Linked DNA regions of Homo sapiens: region 2 is linked to region 1. A link is an interaction called in ENCODE POLR2A ChIA-PET data of the cell type or tissue named here. Cell type or tissue: GM12878. All regions are shown on one strand. Links, peaks and the distances in the headings refer to the core of each region. The heading gives the core; the rest is flanking DNA. Region 1 overlaps PAK1 (p21 (RAC1) activated kinase 1). Region 2 overlaps NARS2 (asparaginyl-tRNA synthetase 2, mitochondrial).

The links. ChIA-PET counts read pairs that join two places held together with the same protein. Peaks named below come from ENCODE experiments on the same cell type or tissue, not always from the same donor. Only the 100,000 strongest peaks of a DNase experiment are listed, where the experiment ranks them.
Region 2: POLR2A ChIA-PET joins it to region 1 with 5 read pairs; 2 of 35 experiments call an interaction of 5 or more read pairs at or near these places.

Annotation. Positions count from the first base shown.
Region 1 is chr11:77,444,393-77,454,940 of GRCh38, forward strand. All of the region lies in intron 1 of PAK1 (p21 (RAC1) activated kinase 1), which reads right to left. Among named protein-coding and RNA genes, the nearest start is that of PAK1, 24 kb to the right of the region's middle. RefSeq lists enhancers at 4,323-5,093, 4,673-5,102. In GM12878, for the core only: no CTCF peak of the experiment used is centred there; a DNase peak (open chromatin) is centred at 4,839; H3K4me3 peaks cover 1,576 bases; H3K27ac peaks cover 5,746 bases.
Region 2 is chr11:78,495,283-78,503,282 of GRCh38, forward strand. All of the region lies in intron 6 of NARS2 (asparaginyl-tRNA synthetase 2, mitochondrial), which reads right to left. It overlaps LOC105369403 (a long non-coding RNA gene), which reads left to right. Exons shown (of 2, transcript XR_007062798.1): 2 at 1,654-2,309. Among named protein-coding and RNA genes, the nearest start is that of NARS2-AS1, 34 kb to the right of the region's middle. In GM12878, for the core only: no CTCF peak of the experiment used is centred there; no DNase peak of the experiment used is centred there.

The DNA.
Region 1 (10,548 bases), core at 1,505-9,504:
ATATTTTTAAGTTTCCCGGGTGTGGTCATGCTCAAAAACTATTGGCCTAACCCCCAGAGCCACAGATTGAGAAATGTCCTGATTCACCCTCGTTTTCTAATGTGAAATTCTCTGAGTGAAGCCATCTAACTCTTTGTAAACTCATCACAATTACGAAGCAAAACATCTTCTATTATTGTGAATGGCCATGTAAGTTAAAATAATTTAATTTCTGTTGCCTAAGAATAAATTGTTATATACCATGCAATCAACATCTTAATGGTCATGACTAGAAATGTGGCATACAGCAACAAAATTGCTTCTAGAAAAAGAAAAGCTGCCCACAATAGTATAATATACACAAAAACAACTAAGTAAAAAAACTGAAGTTGTCTTTTTCCTCCAAATGTCCCTGTTTGGGGGATCTCAAAACTCCTTGGTTCCACCAAGATGAATTCACCTCAAGTGTCCTCTGATGGAGGTCTGAATACTGCAAGGACTTATCCCACAATATCTCTACTTCTCTCTGCTAATCCAAATCCTACCTGACCAAGTTCTTTTCCTGACCATCCAGCCTACTGTTATGGGTTGAATTGTGTCTCAAAAAAAAAAAAATGTTAAAATCCTAACCACCAATACCTTAGGATTGACCTTATTTGGAATTAGAGTAGTTACAGACGTAATCAAGTTAAAATGAGGTCATTAGGGTGGACCCTAATCCAATATAATTGGTGTCCTTATAAAAAGGGGAAATTTGGACACAAGAGACAATCACACACAGAGATAAGATTAGGTGAAAGGACAAAGGGAAAAGAAGCCATCCATAAGCCAAGAAAGGCCAGAGGGTAACAGAAACTAGGATAGAGGCCAGGCACCTCCAGAGGTGGACCTGCAAAAACCTTGATTTCAACCTTCTGGCCTCTAGAACTGAGAGACCACAAATTTCTGTTTTTCTAAGTCACCCAATCTGTGGTACAGCAGCACTAGGAAACTAATACAGCCACCTTTCTCTAAACTACTAAAGTTTGTACCCAGTTTATTTGGTGGCACTGTTCAATTTATTTTTAGTGTATATATCCTACATTCTTAATGAAATCAAAGTTTTTTAAGGGCAGAAACACTATTTTATACTTCTTTGGTATCATCTACCATTCTTAGGGAAAAACTGACCTCAGGCAAGGTATTCAGGAAACATTTGCTCTCTTGATCACTTTCTGGAAAATGTTCAACAACCACTGTTGTTTTAGAATGTGATAACCAGAAAATCACTTTTCCTACTTCCCTAATTCTGTTTCACACCGGAGTGAGCTATTTAAAAATCTACATTTCTCTTCATGAGCTTTTTATATACATAATATCTATCACATATAGAATCATGGACTGTTTGGGGCCAAGAGAGAGCTTAAAGATCATGTAGTGCAATCCTGAAGCGGTATCTTCTTCAACTTACAGATACCACTTCTCCCTTCTTGATCGTAAATGCCCTATTCTCCCTTGTCCGTTGTATTAGTTATTGATTTACAGGGCTCCTTCTCATCACCCCACCCCCACTATACAATAAGCACATTCAGGGTTGAAACTGTCTCATTCATCTTTATATCTCCAGTACTTATCACAGTTCATAGTACATGCTCAATCAACAGTTCCTAAAGTATTATTTTCTCTTTCTTTGCCACTAGTCTGCAAGCTTCTCCAAGAAAGGAAGTGAATCTTAGTCATCTTTGTATCTCTAGGGTCTAGCACTAGCATGCAGCAGATAATAAATATAATATTTGTTGTTCATGATATTAAAATGTTTGACTCACTGTCTCTATGCTAGGCTGTGCTGGCCTATCCTTTATTAAGAAGCTCAGACCCAGGCTGGGCACGGTGGCTCACACCTGTAATCCCAGCACTTTGGGAGGCCGAGGTGGGTGGATCACCTGAGGCCAGGAGTTCGAGACCAGCCTGGCCAACATGGCGAAACCCTGAATCTACTAAAAATACAAAAATTAGCCAGGCATGCTGGTGCAGGCTTGTAATCCCAGCTACTCAGGAGGCTGAGCCATGAGAAACACTTGAACCCAGGAGACAGAGGTTGCAGTGAGCCAAGATCATGCCACTACACTCCAGCCTGAGTGAAACAGCGAGACCCTGTCTCAAAAAAAAAAAAAAAAAAAAAAAGAAAGTTCAGACCCAAGGTCATATAGTTAATAGATGATGGAGCTAAGATTTGAATCCAGAACATCTCATTGAAAGGTCTATCCTCTCATGTACTTTCATGGTAAAGTTTTTATAACTCTAGATATAAATGCAACTTCAGTTTTCTATTGGTTTAACTTCCTTTGAAGTTTGTTTCTAGTTAAAATTGGCAGATTGAAAACACATTTACTTATGTTCCCTCCCAAAATCACTCTAAAATGATGGTAAAGCTATAAAAGAGGTATGAACCTCAACAATAAAGAGAATGGGTGAGGGGACATCAGACGGTAAGAGATTTCAAAAACTGTTTAGAATAATAGTGAATAGGGGAGCTGTGACAAAAAGAAAAAAAAAAAACAAAAAAGGAGAGCAAAAGAAGCTGTAATCTAGAGCCTTGCATAGTCCCTGAGCAGCAAAGATGTGTGGTCCCTGTACAACAGGATCCCTTCACCTGGAAAGAATCACTGGATTAAAACACATAAAGACATAGGAAGTATAAATCATTTACCCAAAACCACACAGAGATAAGAAGAGCTAGATCCTATTTTTGTTACCTTTCTATAACACATCCGCTATTAGCCAACTTAAAAGAATATAGGATGAATCAGCAGCCCATGCCACAAAACAAGGAGGCAGAGGTGTTTCCCAGGGTCTACATTTTGGCCTTCTTTACCAACTCCAAAAAGGTCCTTTGTGTTTGGGCTCTCCCTGGTGAGAACCTGTTCAAATAGTTGGGATAAGAATCCCATTATTCCCATTGTCTGATTCTATAGCTCTGAAAGGTAGGTTACCAGCACCTAACAAAAATAGGACAAAACTTGGAGGCGAAAGATTTCATAAGCACTAACACTGTTTCAAGTCAAAGCTGAGCTCATCTATCTTGCCCGTGGTAGTGTGAGAGAAGCAGCTTTTCATCCCTTTTTAGAACAGAACATGTCCAAAGGTAGGTGTTGTTATATCTGCTAACAAGATGAAACAGATTCTTTTTTTTTTTTTCAGGGGAAGTCTCGCGCTCAGGCTGGAGTGCAGTGGCACGATCTCAGCTCACTGCAACCTCCACCTCCCGGGTTCAAGCGATTCTCCTGCCTCAGCCTCCCAAGTAGCTGGGATTACAGGCGCCCACCACCACGCCCAGCTAATTTTTGTATTTTTAGTAGAGACGGGGGTTTCATCATGTTGGCCGGACTGGTCTCAAACTCCTGATCTCAGGTGATCCGCCCACCTCAGCCTCCCAAAGTGCTGGGATTACAGGCGTGAGCCACCATGCCCAGCCAAAATAGATTCATTTTAAAATGCCAAATTACAGAATTGCCTACAGTTGCAATTAAGGCATTAATAACTCTAGGGCTATTTCTTAATACACAATTATGAGAGTACCACAGCTATTTGCTCCTCATTCCACCACACTCCCATTTGAACTCTAGTCCATCACTGCATTAAACACATCTACATACTCAATTTGTGTGTTTTTGATGTGCACAGAAAGAATACTGAATTAGGAGTCAGAAGAATAGTTCCAAACACAACTCAAGCTTTGGAATCAGCAAGCTTGGGTTTGAATCCCAATTCTGTCTGAGTTACCAGCTGTGAGATCAGAAATTAATCATTTAATCTCTCTGGACCTCAATTACCTCATATGTAAAATGGGAGACTCATATGGGAAAAAATGGAAAAATATGTCAGAGACCTGTTGTGAGGATTGGGAATATTTATTAGGCAACTTGCACAGCAGTAAGTTACTCAATGCGTGGTACTTTCCTCTTTTATTGACCACCTGGTATTTGCTACGTATTTCTAACCTTGGAAGGGTTGTTTTGAAGAAGTGTTTAAGGAGAGGTAGAATATACAAATTACATTAATTACAATACAGTACAACACAAAATATAACACAGTACAAATATAATATAAGAAATGATGTCATAGCCATTACAACAGAGTAACACATAAACACTGAAGGAAGAAATACTAATTCTGCCTGGCACAGGAGGACAATGTCAGAGAAGGCATCAGAGACAGATATTTGAACTTGGTCTTGAAGGTTGTTGAGTGTAAGGACAGCAAGCAAAGGAAAACATGTTAAACAAACAAAATGCTATGAGACCCAAGTTAAGGGAACATGAGAAAGAATGTTTGGCTTATTTCAGCAATAGTGTGAAAACTTACAAAGAAGTGATAGGTTATACAGAACCAGAAATAAGATTAGCATGAGGAAGGGACTACCCATGGGAAGTTTTTTGTGGAAAGCAAAGTGGTATAATAGGCAAAAAGAGGTAGTCATTTGAGAAACTCTTGAAACTATTTAGCTGGAGAAGAACAGTAATAAAATCACTATTGTGATTATAAAGAATTGTCATGTGGAGGAAAGGTTGAATTCATTTTGTCTGACCCAAGGGACAGATTTAAGAAGGTGGATAGAAATTAAAAAATGATATTATACAAAAATGGCTAAGGAATATTAATGATATACAGGGTGAGTGTTTGAAATTTAAAAGAAAATGTCCCTCCTGTACGTTTTGAAATTAACCCAGAAAGCTCGAAAGAGAAACTCCTTCAATCTTAGCCTGGGCTAAGAACCCCAGGCTTTCTCTTCCTCTTTGGGGACAAGACTTGACTTGATGGGCCTTTGGTGCAACCAGGTTTGAGGAAGGTGCTTCCACCACTTCCTGAGGCCTTACACAATTCAATTCAACCTCAAAAGGGAACACTAGCCCACACAGAAACAGCTTAAAAAGAAAACTAAAGAAGGCAACGACTTTAAAGGAAACTAGGCAGTGCGCTTAAAGAGAAAAGGGCAATGGGAACAACATGAACATCAGAGGCATCAACTATCTGTTCTCATGTTAATGAAGGAAGGAAGAGCAGCAAGACCATTCAGTTCAACATCTCACTGTACACATAGAGAAACTGAAGCCCAGAAAGGGGATAGGGCAGGTAAAGCCAGGCATGAAAACAACTTAACATAAAACGTTAGAGTTCAGGCAGACTCTTTTATCATCTCACTTTTCCTCAAAATAACACAGTGAAGGAGGTGTTATTTTCCCAATGAGACACGAAGATCTTTAAAGCATTACAATGTTTGTGTTAGTTTTCCTTATGGGTTGCTGGAATGAATAATGCTTTCCTTTTCAATCCTATAGGTAAAAAAAAAAAAAAAAAAAAAATCACCCTAAGGACTGGAGCTTCTCCAGGGAAATAATGTGGACTAGGAAACAGTTTCTCAATACCCTCACCCCAATTCCCCTATTCTATCTAGGACTTTCCAATGTATTACATATTCAATTTTTTAAAAATTCTGTTTTAGCCCCTGTGCTGAGAACAGGGAGCAAAAATTCAATCAGACATGCATCTTCAAGGAGCTTCCCATTCTGAAAGCATAGACAAGCATGACAATCAATGATTATCTTTTAGTCATGAAGACTTGGTTTCAAATCCTGGGTCTGCCCTTTACTAGCTAAGGCAAGTCATTTCCTTTCATCTAAACTTCAGACTCCTTTTCTGCGAAATTGAAGGCAATACCCTCAGTCTAACTCAAAGTATTAACTTGTGAGTATTTGGAAAGATAATTATTTAAAGCACCCAGCAGAATGTCTGATCCACAGTATATATGCTCAGAAGGTATTTACTGAATTAATGGCTTACATAAAAGTATCAATTCTAGGGGTAGAGTTGGGAAGAAAGAACATCCCAGCATTATGTTTTCTCATAACCCTGGACCCACTGAGAGAATGATGTTTACCTGATCATGTGGGTTTCATGCTCCCCAACTCTTGTGCATTAAAGCCACAAATACCACCCCAGCATTAAAAACCCGAAAGAACCTGGCAGGTCCCACACAATGACTAGGGATGAAGGAAATAGCTGTCTGGCCTGACCATATTTGCAAAGGGAAGTAGGCAGCAGAGCAAGGCCTAAAAAACCCAAGACCTGAAATCCTGCAAATCCTTATGATTAAAGACTAGAAAATCCTTGTTAAATACAAATATCTCTGCAAGGTGAAGCTGGGGTGAAGAATTAGGAGCCATTAGGGATTTATGGAACTCTATGGGCCACAGAAGTTCTCCACTTTAGATAGATATTATTTCAAAAAAATACATTGGCATATCTACTGTGGGTCAGGTGTTGAAACAGCAGAGGACTTAGACATGGTTCCAGTTTTTGAGACACTTAGAATAACAGAGACAGAGATCACAATGAAAAATGGTTTCACCACTAAGGTCCTGACATACTGCTATTCAGTGGGCTGCAACTGCCTGCAGAAGTGACCCAAGTTTCCCAGTTACCAAGTTTCCTCCTCCTCTTTTTCAATCCATTTACCACAAAACCTGCCATCTCTAGAGGCCCTTCTCTGGGCAGAAGAGCTTGCCTATGTGCCACAGGAGTTTAGAATGGAAATCTGACTAACAGCAAAGCTCATACCTTACACCACCTATAGCCTCTGGAATCAAACTCCACAAAACACTTTAAAACCACAGAACAAGAAGTTCTGATGTATTTATTTTAAGACTTTAGGGAAACCATTTGAGAAGACAGAACTAAGTCTTCTGAGAATATCTCAAACATTTACTGACTACCTATTATGTTCCAGCCACCACTTTGATTCTTTATAATGGGGTTCAAGACATGCTACCCCAAAATATGACATCTTAGCATATGAGAAAACAGCAGACGCAAGAAAGTATTCTCACTCTCAGCTTCCCCTCACCCTTCTCCCCTGAAGCAGGTAATCAGATCCTCATTCAAGAGGTACCCTCCTTATTCCCAGAGGAAAGCCTCATTTTTCTCTGAAGACACAGGGACATACAGAAAAATCTGAACAAACCAGCCTTGCTAAGTTCCCTCCAACCCTGATCCTATTACCATTACATCATACCGCCTTTGTCCAATCATATTTCTCCAAGACTACCCACTTCTTCCATCAAACCTAAACATAAAAATACACAAGTTTGCCTGTTTCTTTGCATCCTCATTTCCTTATGAAGGCTCCTATGTCATGTAAAACTTGTATTAAATATATTTGCTTGCTTTTCTCTCGTTAATGTCTTTTGTTTTTTTTTGTTTTTTTTTTGAGACGGCGTCTTGCTCTGTCGCCCAGGCTGGAGTGCAGTGGCACGATTTCTGCTCACTGCAAGCTCCGCCTCCTGGGTTCATGCCATTCTCCTGCCTCAGCCTCCCGAGTAGCTGGGACTACAGGCGCCACCACCACGCCCGGCTAATTTTTTGTATTTTTAGTAGAGACGGGGTTTCACCATTTTGGTCAGGCTGTCTCGAACTCCTGACCTCAGGTGATCCGCCTGCCTCGGCCTCCCAAAGTGCTGGGATTACAGGCGTGAGCCACCACGCCCGACCTCTCTCGTTAATGTCTTTTGCTACAGGAGCCTCAGCCATGAACATAGCAATGGGAAAAATATTTCTTTTCCCCTACATTTATATATATTAATGTCCTCAAAACAACCCTGTAAGAGAGCTATTATTGTCTCAATTTTACAAAGAAAAAACTACGTTCACAGAAATTAAGTGACTTGCCCAAAATCACACAGTTAATAAGTGATGGAGCTAAAAATTCATAAGTAAATTGGCCACGTCCACTTTAAAGTCTTCATTTCATTTTTTCCCCTGCATCTCACATTTCATTCTAATGATAACGCTGTGAGGCAGAGTATCAACATAATTTCATTTTATAAATAGGAAACTGGTGCTTAAGGAAGTGATATTACTTTCTGAGAAACAGGTCAGTAAGTAGCAGAGCCACAGTTTGTACCCAGATCTCATGCCCTCAAATCTGCACTCTTTACACTACCCCACAATTCCTCTTACACTTGCCTTGCAGAGAGGTGTAGTAAAAATATACTTAATAGGGAGTCAGAAGTGCTGAGATGTGGTCTTGACTCTGTAACTAACTTATATAATATTGAATGAGCTGCTTTTCTTCTCTTGGCTTCAGTTTCTCATTCATAAAATAAGGGTGTTGAATTAGACATCTCCTAGGGTCCCCTTCAGCCAGCAACCCAACTAGTCTATGAGAAGCAGTTTCTCTAATTTCCTTGCCACTCAAGCAGTAACTTTCTAAAAGAAAAAAAAAGACTGGTTATTTACAGTATAGACGAAGGTGGAAAATGCTCAGCACCAAAGAGTAGAAATTACCCATTCAAAAGGCATATTTACCTTCCTCAAACACCCTAGATATAAAGAAAGAAGAAGCCATAAGCCACCTAATAACAGGGTTGGCACATCTAATAACAAGCCAAGTAGGAGTAAAGAGTGTGTTCATGGTAGGGCCCTTTTCCCTCTGCTGGATTCCTAACACTTCTATTCACTAGCTTTCTCTCTTCCTAGGTTGGCACATCAGCCCTGCCTCACAGCAAATCAGGCTTATGACTTTAACTAAATCCCATCAGATCTAAACAATCTACAAATGACTTTTTACTAGTATTACAGAACAAAAAAATGAAAGCCCCAGATGTAAATTCATCCATGCCAAGAAATAGGAAGAAGGAAGAAGTGGGATATATAAGATTTTGGAGGCCAGGTGCGGTGGCTCACGCCTGTAATCCCAGCACTTCAGGAGGCCGAGGCAAGCAGATCGCCTGAGGTCAAGAGTTCAAGATCAGCCTGGCCAATATGGCAAAACCCCGTCTCTACTAAAAATACAAAAATTAGCCAGGTGTATGGCGCACGCCTATAGTCCCAGCTACTCAGGAGGCTGAGGCAGAAGAATCGCTTGAACCCAGGCAGCAGAGGTTTCAGTGAGCCGAGATCGCGCCATTGCACTCCAGCCTGGGCGAAAAGAGCAAAACTCAGTCTCAGGAAAAAAAAAAATTTTTTTGGAAAAATTATTTCCCTGTCTGTCCTAGTTTCTTTATATATAAAGCAAAGGAGAGAGTCCAAACTGATTCTAAACACCTTTCCCACTGAAACTTAACATGAACTTGTAAGTATTCTATATTTAGAAAATGTGAGATATATTAAAAAAAAAAAAAACAAGGGGGAAAAGGGCATGGTATTACAAATTTTAATTACCTCACAGGAGAAAATAAAAAGGAATGAATTATAGTGCCAGGGAAGAACATAAAATATGTATGGTCACAGCAAGCTGAATACATATTAGTTATAAGAGCAAAAGGAACTGCACTATCCCTGTAACAGCCAAATAATTCATATAATGCCCCAGGGTAAGACTGCAGAGCAGAACCCATGTTCATGCAGTTAAACCAGAGCTGATCTGAATATGATCAAAGATCCAACACCAGGCTGGGTGCGGTGGCTCACACCTGTAATCTTAGCACTTTGGGAGGCTGAGGCAGGAGGATTGCTTGAACTCAGGACTTCAAGACCAGTCTGGCAATATGGCGAAACCCCATCTCTACAAAAAAATACAAAAAAATTAACTGGGTATGGTGGCACGTGCCTGTAGCCCCAGCTACTTGGCAGGCTGAAGTAGGAGGTTGAAGCTGCAGTGAACTATGATCAGGCCACTGTACTCCAGCCTAGGTGACAGAGCGAGACCTTGTCTTGAAAAATAAATAAACAAATAAATAAAATTCATACTACCTTAGCCAAGTATCATCATTCATATTCTGTAGCTCTTTACCTATTAATATGCTAAATTACGTACTAGGCACTTCCACATATATTTGTCCATTTAATTGTCTCAACACCCCAGTGGTTATATTCCCTATTTTACAGAAGGGGAGCCCGAAGCTCAATGAGGTAAAAAGACCAGGATGAGAATCCAAACTCTGGCTCCAAGTTCAATATACTCTGTCCCTATTATAACCTATCTCCTTCATTGTACAAGTCCCTCAGACACACATTATCCGGTTTTATATCTCACAACCACCACCACCTTGTGAGCTAGACATTCAAGATTCCTCATGAACTGGTCCCTATCCGTCTTTCCAGTTTTGAAATGGATGCTGTTGGCTGCCTACCCAGCATCCATTCCCTTCTTCTCCCTAACAGAGCCCAGACTTTTTTTTTTATCAGGTATTCATCCCTCATCAAACAGTTTCTAAGGCAGTTCTCAAATTTTAGCATGAAATCAAAATCATCTGGCGGGCTTGTTAAAACACAGATTCCTGGGCCCCACACCCAGAGTTTTTGATTCATAAGTCTGAGATGTGGCTCCAGAATTTGCATTTTTAGCAAGTTCCCAGAACACAACACTTTGAGAAGCACTGTTCTCAGAGAAAGCTGACCCCATTCCTAGCTCCAAGAGCAGGCCCTGATTGTACATCCAAACCAAACATGGTAATTCCATTCTCCTTGCCAGTGATTAGTTCTTGAATCAGATTTAGGTTTACTCAATCAGTACCTGGCATGTCCCTAGAAATTCTTGTAGTTCAGGGATGGGCAGGTGGTCTCTACTGGTTCAATTTCACTGAGGAGAAG
Region 2 (8,000 bases), core at 1-8,000, 1.0 Mb after region 1:
TAGTTTTTGCATAGGCTCTTCCCTACCCTGTATTGCCTCCTCCCCTGCTCCTCTACCCTCCAAATAGAAAATTCCCATTCATCCTTCAATACTTGGCTCAACTGTCACTTCCCCTTTGAATCCTTACCATTCCCCCAAGTTTATTGCTCCCTCTCGTATATTACTATAACACTTTTTCATATTTATTATATAGAACATATCACTTTGAAATGTAACTATCTAAGTTATTTTTCTCCCCCAGCGTTTTCCAGAACAGGAATCATGTTTTATTCATATTCGCATCTCTAGTGCCTAAGATAAAACAGGTGCTCATGCTGAATGAATGAGTACTAATGATGATGACAGGCTTCCTCAGTTGTAAACTAAAAAGCACATCCTCACAAACGGTAACATTACAAATATAGAAAAATACTCAGATATATGTCACTGACGCCCTCAGTACCTAAAAGGGGTCAAACAATCCAGGTCTGGCCCAAACAATAAATTCAACAATTACAAGGCCCTGAGTTTCCAATCTGTGACTGTGCCATCTCTAGGTAGGTTGGCAATAGTACAGTACATCTAAATAAGTAAAATGACATTTCTGGTACTTTATCACAAGAAATTGTGTGTATACTTATGGAGCACAGGATGCTCCAAGATGAGCAGCAATAGGGATTTTTAAATTTTGCAGTGGTTAATGATTTTCCCTGGCAATGCAGGGCAAGGTCTCTAGTATAAAATACAGAAGAGGCTCAATAATTTTTATTTCAATTATAGTAAGGATCAGGCTCTGACTGAGGTATCTGAGAGTTAAATATCATTTTGATAGAGTAAGAACTAATGACCACAGTGCTTCCTCTAAAGTAACAGAGTGATAAAATGAACTGGAAGGTATGTTGAAAAATTGCGTAAGAAAGCATCTAATCTTTAAGCAGATGAATGTTTAAATAATTCAATAATGATCACCCTATGTCAGTATCCAAAGATACTGTTCAGTATCAAGTGTTCTATTATAAGTAATAGTAGCAATAGTAGTAGTAGTACTAGTGGTTACCATTATGGAATGATCATTATGGGCCAAGCACTAAATGGACAAGAACCTTAGAGTTAATCCCTTCATAGTTAACTCAGTCTACGTATGTATTAATACACTTATCTTCCAGAATAAGAAACTGCAGTTCAGATGGGTTAAGAAGCTTTCCCAAAAGTCAAAGTCATAGCTTAGTAAATGGTGGAAGCCAAACTCAAATCCACATTTCTGACTCTAATGCTCATAGCCTTAACCATGATACTAACAACAATGATGCTCAAAACAACACTGCAAACTCAGAAAATTAGAAAGAAAAATTTTTAGTATATTCCCCCTTCTCAAAGATAACTAGGGGAAGCAGTTTGGCATATTATGAATAGCTTGTTTTACGTGTTAAAATACAGCTCTCTAGAATGTTATCTTCATGAAAATAATGAGAATGATATATTCTCGTCAATACTTTGTAATCTTTAGCAAGTTATTTAGCTTTTCTGGTCTTCAAATCCTTATAGGAGTAGGGGTTGGGGACAGCTTGGCATTGATCTCTACTGTCTTTTGCAATAATTTTGTCTCTAGCTGCATGTGGAATCACTTCTATTTTAATTTATGTTTCTTTCTTTCTTTTTTCCTATCTTCCACAGACATGAAAGCCATTTGCAGCAAAGACTGAACCAACCAACATTTAAATAAAATCTGAGAACAAGGCCATTTCTAAAATAAGATACAAAACCAGGTGAAAGGCCAGTATTGCTCTGAGAAGAGACCAGGAGAAAAAGAAAACACTCGGCACTAAGAATCATTCTTGTGCCAAACTATGAAGAGAGGAAAGCTATATAAGGAAAATCCATGAGCTTGGAGTTAATGTTTAGTATAACAAAAGTACATTCAATACACATCAACCTAGATAGCTACAAAAATGGCTCTTTGGAAAATAAAAAGCAAAATTGAAAAAAAAAAAAAAAAAAAAGGTTCTACAAAGTTCACTTTCTCCCGTGTATGGAGTTTTATGAAGCCCTCAAGATGGCAAATAGATTAATATAAAGTGGTCACTGATTGCCTGGCCATTTATTCTTTCTGGCCCTGAAATTTCACAGTGAATCTTAACATTTTGAAAGAACAGAGGAACTGCTATTCTTTAGTTTGGGAAGAACTTATTCAGCATAAGACTGATCAGCAACTTTCACTACACCCTTCCCAAACCACCCCCAACCTCCATATCACTTCTTTACTGTTAGTTTAGTAAAAGTTCATTGACCTTAAGTGAACTCCCAGAAAACTATTAAACTGGATTTTAAAAGTTTTTGCCAAGTGCTTTTCTCATCATTCAGGAAAATGAACATCTATTTTACTACTGTTTTGTGTTCACTGGATTGTCAATACTGTGATATATTTTGCATTCATTATTTCTACATGCCTAAAAGAGTAGACTCCAGATACCCCCTTTTCAGCTTTCCCCTATCTGTCCACCATGCAATACACTTGGTGGAAAGGGATTATAAAAGAGATGCAGCCTTCACCATTTCAACAATCATGTCATGTCAAGATGCCTTAGGGAGGGTGAATTCTAAATTCTAAAAATTCTTATCTTTATTGCCAAAAACTTGTGCCAAATAATTTCCTTTAACATGTTCTTAATATTTTTTTTGGAACTGAATTTGAGACCCAAGCAAAATTTAATCTAAATTATATGATGAAATTCCAAGTTTGACAGAGTCTGACAACAATCCTGCTAAAGGGGGAGGAAGGTTAGCTAACCATCTGAGGAGATGACATGTGAAAAGAACATTCTAGCAAAGCAAACACCAACACATAGGTCCCAAGGTAGGAAGGAGCCTGACATGTTTAAAGAATTTAAAGAACAGGTGTAGGCCAGTAGCAGGATCAATGATAAGAGATGGTGGAAAGGACCAGAACATGCAGGGCCTTCCTTGTAAACACAGTAAGCAGTGACCAGATTTTATTTGATACACCTTGAAATACCCTCGCCTCTTGAAACATTTAACACTATTTTCCTAGTACTGTCCTCGTTTTCCTTCTAAATACTGCTCTGACCTCTATTTCTGCCTCCTTTTACATGCCGCTTTAGCTGTTCATTAAGCAGTAGCACTCCTCCAAAGTTACCCCTAGAACCTTTAACTTTTCTCCCGATACTTTTCCTTATATGATTTCCCTTGGCCAATGATTTCAGTTAACTACTTACTGGCACACACAAATTTATACCTTCTAACCAGCCCTCTTCTCTAAGTTCCAAAAGTATATATCCATCTGCTTATTTGGTCCTTCCACTTGTCACAAACTGAACTCATGTCTCCCCCCAGCTTCCACTTTGATTTCAGTCGTCTCCCAACCTTCCTAGGCCAATCTTCCCAATACGCTCTTTTTTTTTTTTTTTCCTGTTGGTTTGGTGAAAAAACCAATATGCTCTTTAATAACACCAAGTACTACTTACTGTTCACAGCACCTTTCAAAATAAAAAATTTACATCAATCGATGTGATTATTTAACATCCATCTCCATTATATTGAAAATTTCATGAGCGACTATATACATATATATATATTTTATTTGGTTCATTATGGCATCCTCATCCTCAGTCTTTTTTTTTTTTTTTTTTTTTTTTTTGAGATGGAGTCTCGCTCTGTCACCCAGACTGGATGACACGATCTCGGCTCACTGCAGTGGCACGATCTCGGCTCACTGCAAGCTCCACTACCCAGGTTCATGCCATTCTCCTGCCTCAGCCTCCCGAGTAGCTGGGACTACAGGCGCCCGCCACCACGCCCGGCTAATTTTTTGTATTTTCAGTAGAGACGGGGTTTCACGGTGTTAGCCAGGATGGTCTTGATCTCCTGACCTCGTGATCCGCCTGCCTCGGCCTCCCAAAGTGCTGGGATTACAGGCGTGAGCCACCGCGCCCGGCCCATCCTCAGTCTTAATCTAGTGCCTAACACATACTAGTCAATATTTGTCAAATAAGTAATTCTTCTTCTATAAAATATGCTGATCCCCAAATTGCACTTTTTTTAAGAGATGGGGTCTCCTATGTGGCCCAGACTGGACTCCTGGGGTCAAGTGACCCTCCTGCCTCAGGCTTCCAAGAAGGAGGAATTACACATGCCCACTATGGCACCCAGCTTCCCAAATGAATATTTGAAACAGCAGTGGGATGGGATTAAGGGTAGAAAAGGAAGGTAAATAGAATATCAATTACTAAACAAAAAATAATTCTGTTCTGCGAAATAATAGTTCACAGAAGGCACTAGAGAGTAACAGCATCAGTTTTTAAAAACTGTCACATATTTTTGCTCTGTCAACAAGAAAATCTTTGAAAAGGACTAGAGCGGGTGAACTGCTCTAATTAGAACAAATTTTAAATTAACTATAACATTACTACAAGAAAATAATTATCCTAGTCTATTCTATGTAAACACAGCAGTATATGATTCTTTGGCTCCTGAGTGAAATGCCACTTCATTCCTGCAACAATGGACTCTTCAGGACTGACTGGATATGGGGGCTTAGAAAATAACATTATTTGAAAAGGTCACAAATTTGACTGTTCTTTCTAACTGAATATTTATCCTTATGTCTCAATAAGACACTAAAATTACCTATATAATTTTGTCAACGGCACTTACTCGTGTCGAAATTATCCCTCTTACACCTCTCATATTTAGTGGTCCTTGCTCTGAGGACCACTAAAGAGAACAACATGTAAGTACTTTACTTTAGTTACATGTACTACATAGTGTTTAAGTGTTATTTAAGTCTACAAATATTTCAAAGGTTCCCTTTTCTCAGGCCTGATACTACAGAGGTAGAGGAGTCATTATAGCATTGAACTATCAACAATTTCCTGGACTCAAGTCCTGTCCAGATGACTCACTTTTTTAAGGTTATGGTACTGATTAAGAACATGTAGTCTAAAGACCCAAGCTGAAATCATGGCTCCTCCACTTATGAACAAACTAAGTTCTTAATTTCTGTAAGACTAAATTTCCCCATGCAAAGATGAGGGTGAGTATATAAATGTCATGGAGGTTATTATAAAGATGAAATGAAATAAATACATCAAAAGGTTAACCTAACACCAACTATATGGTAAGAGAACAAATGGATCAAAGTTACTTTTTGTCTCCTTCCTTTCCATCGGGCTACAGTTTGCATTTGCTTGATTTTATTTATTTATTTTTTTTTGAGGCAGGGTCTTGCTCTATCACCCAGGCTGGGGTGCAGTGGCACAAACACAGCTCACTGTAGCCTCAACCTCCTGGGCTCAAGCAATCCTCCTGCCCCAGCCTCTTGAGTAGCGAGGACCACAAGCATGTGCCACCAAGCCCAGCTAATTAAAAATTTTTTTATAGATGGGGGTTTCACCATGTTGTAAAGATCCCTTTACACTTCAAATTATTGTAGATCTCAAAGAAATTTGGTTTATCTAGGTTGTATCTACCAACGTTTACTACTAAAATTGATAAATTAAAATTATGTTTGTGTTACTTAAAAATAATGACAAGGCCGCACACGGTGGCTCATGCCTGTAATCCAAACACTTTGGAAGGCCGAGGCGGGTGGATCTTTTGAGGGCAGGATTTGAGACTAGCCTGGGCAACATGGTGAAACCCCGTCTCTACAAAAAATACAAAAATTAGCCAAGCGTGGTGGCATGCGCCTTTAGTCCCAGCTAGCTGGGAGGCTGAAGCAGGAGGATTGATTGAGCCTGGGAGGTTGAGGCTGCAGTGAGCTGTGATAATGTGACTGTGCTCCAGCCTAGGTGACAGAGTGAGACCCTGTCTCAAACACACATACACACACACAAAACAAAAACAATGACAAGTCCATTATGTGTTACAAATAACATATTTTTTATGAAACATAATTTTTTCCCAAAACAAAAAAATTAGTAAGAGGAGTGACACTGCTTTACACTTTTATAAGTTTCTTTAATGTCTGGCTTAACAAAAGGTGGCTAGATTCTCATACCTACATTTGCATTCAATCTGTTGCACTATCACATGCCATGAAGACTGGAAAATACTGTATATAAAATCTTGAGACAATGAGAATGAAAAAGGCAGTTACTGTCTTAGTATTAGAAAATAGTTTCAACTTCAAGGATTCCCCTGAGAGGATGTGAAGCCCCAGAGATATCCAGACCATATGCTGAGAACCACTATCTTTGGCAATGGTTCTTAATGAAGAGTATTAGTTCAGGGCTCTACCTCTGAAGACCTCTCTTCAGAAAGTCTAAGAAGGGTCCTGGTCACGGATATATTTAAAAGCTCTACTAGTAATTATGATGTGAATCCTGATAAAGAAATACTGCCCTAAAAAAGGTTTAGACCTCTAATTAATATACTTTTTAAAAGGTTTTTTGATGGCTAAATTTTGAAAATAAAAAATAACAATGTTGGCAAGGATATAGAGATACTCCTTGTATACTGTTGGTGTAAACGTGAAATTGTATAACTGTTATGGAAAACAATTTGGTGGCTGCTCAATAAATTAAACATAGAATGACCCAACTATTTCCTCCTGAATGTATACCTCAAAGAAATAATAAAGACAGGTATTCAAACAAAACTTTGTACATAAATGTTCATAGTGGCATTATATAGCCAAAAAACAGAAATAACCCAAATATTCATCAATGAATGAATAAACTAAATGTGGTATATTCATACAATGGAATAATTTTCAGCCATAAAAAAGAAATACTGATATATGCTATAACATGGATGGAAACACTAGGCTAAGTGAAAGAAGCTAGACACCAAAGGCCACATACTATATGATTTCCTGTATATGAAATATCCAGAAAAGGCAAATCTATAAAAACAGAAAGCAGAAAGTGGTTGCCAGGGATTGGGTGGGGAGGAAATGGAGAGTACACTATTTTACATGAGTTGTTATAACAAAATATCACAGACTGGGTGCCTTAAACAACAGAAATTAATTTTCCTGCAGTTCTAGAGGCCGGAAATCCAAGACCAAAGTGACAGCAGGGTTGGTTTCTGGTGAAGCCTCTCTTTCTGGTTTGCTGAAGGCTGCCTTCTTGCTATGTCCTCATGTGGATTTTCCTTTGTGCACAAGCACCCCTGGTATCTCTTCTTATATGGACACCAGTCATACTGGATTATGGTTCTACCCTTATGTCCTCATATAACTTTACTTTTTAACAGTACTATCTTCAAATACAATCACATAGGGGTTAGGACAATACAACATATGAATCCTAGGGGAGAGGCAATTCAGTACATAACAGAGAACAACTGCTTTACGGGTATGGGCCTTCCTTTTGGGGTGACGGAAATGTTCTGGAACTAGACAGTGATGTTGGTTGTACAATGTCACTAATGGTAAATTTTATCTTATGTGTATTTTGCCACAACACATTTTTTAAAAGTTGACTGAGGCCAGGCGCGGCGCCTCACGCCTGTAATCCCAGCACTTTGGGAGGCCAAGGCACGTGAATCAGCTGAGGCTGTCAGGAGTCTGAGACCAGCCTGGCCAACATGGTGAAACCCTGTCTCTACTAAAAATACAAAAATTAGCCAGGCGTGGTGGCATGCCACTGTAATCCCAGCTACTTGGGAGGCTGAGGCACAAGAATTGCTTGAACCCAGGAGGCGGAGGTTGCAGTGAGCCAAGATCACACCGCTGCACTCCAGCCTGGGTAACAGAGTGAGACTGTCTCAAAAAAAAAAAAAAAAAAAGGTTGAATGACGAGATTGTCTATCAAGCACTTTACACACATTTCATTTCATCCTTGCTACCCTATAAGAGAGGTGATTTCATTCCATTTTATAACTTCAGAAACTGAGGCTTAGACAAGTGAGTAAATAGTCCAGAGCACCACAATCAAAGCTGCTTTAACATAAGCAGTCCAAATCCAGGGCCCACTTACTGTACTGCTGCAAGTGTGCACTCTTAAAAAGTAAAAAGTTCAGCACAGATGCTGAATGGTACACTGAGCTCCTTCACCCAG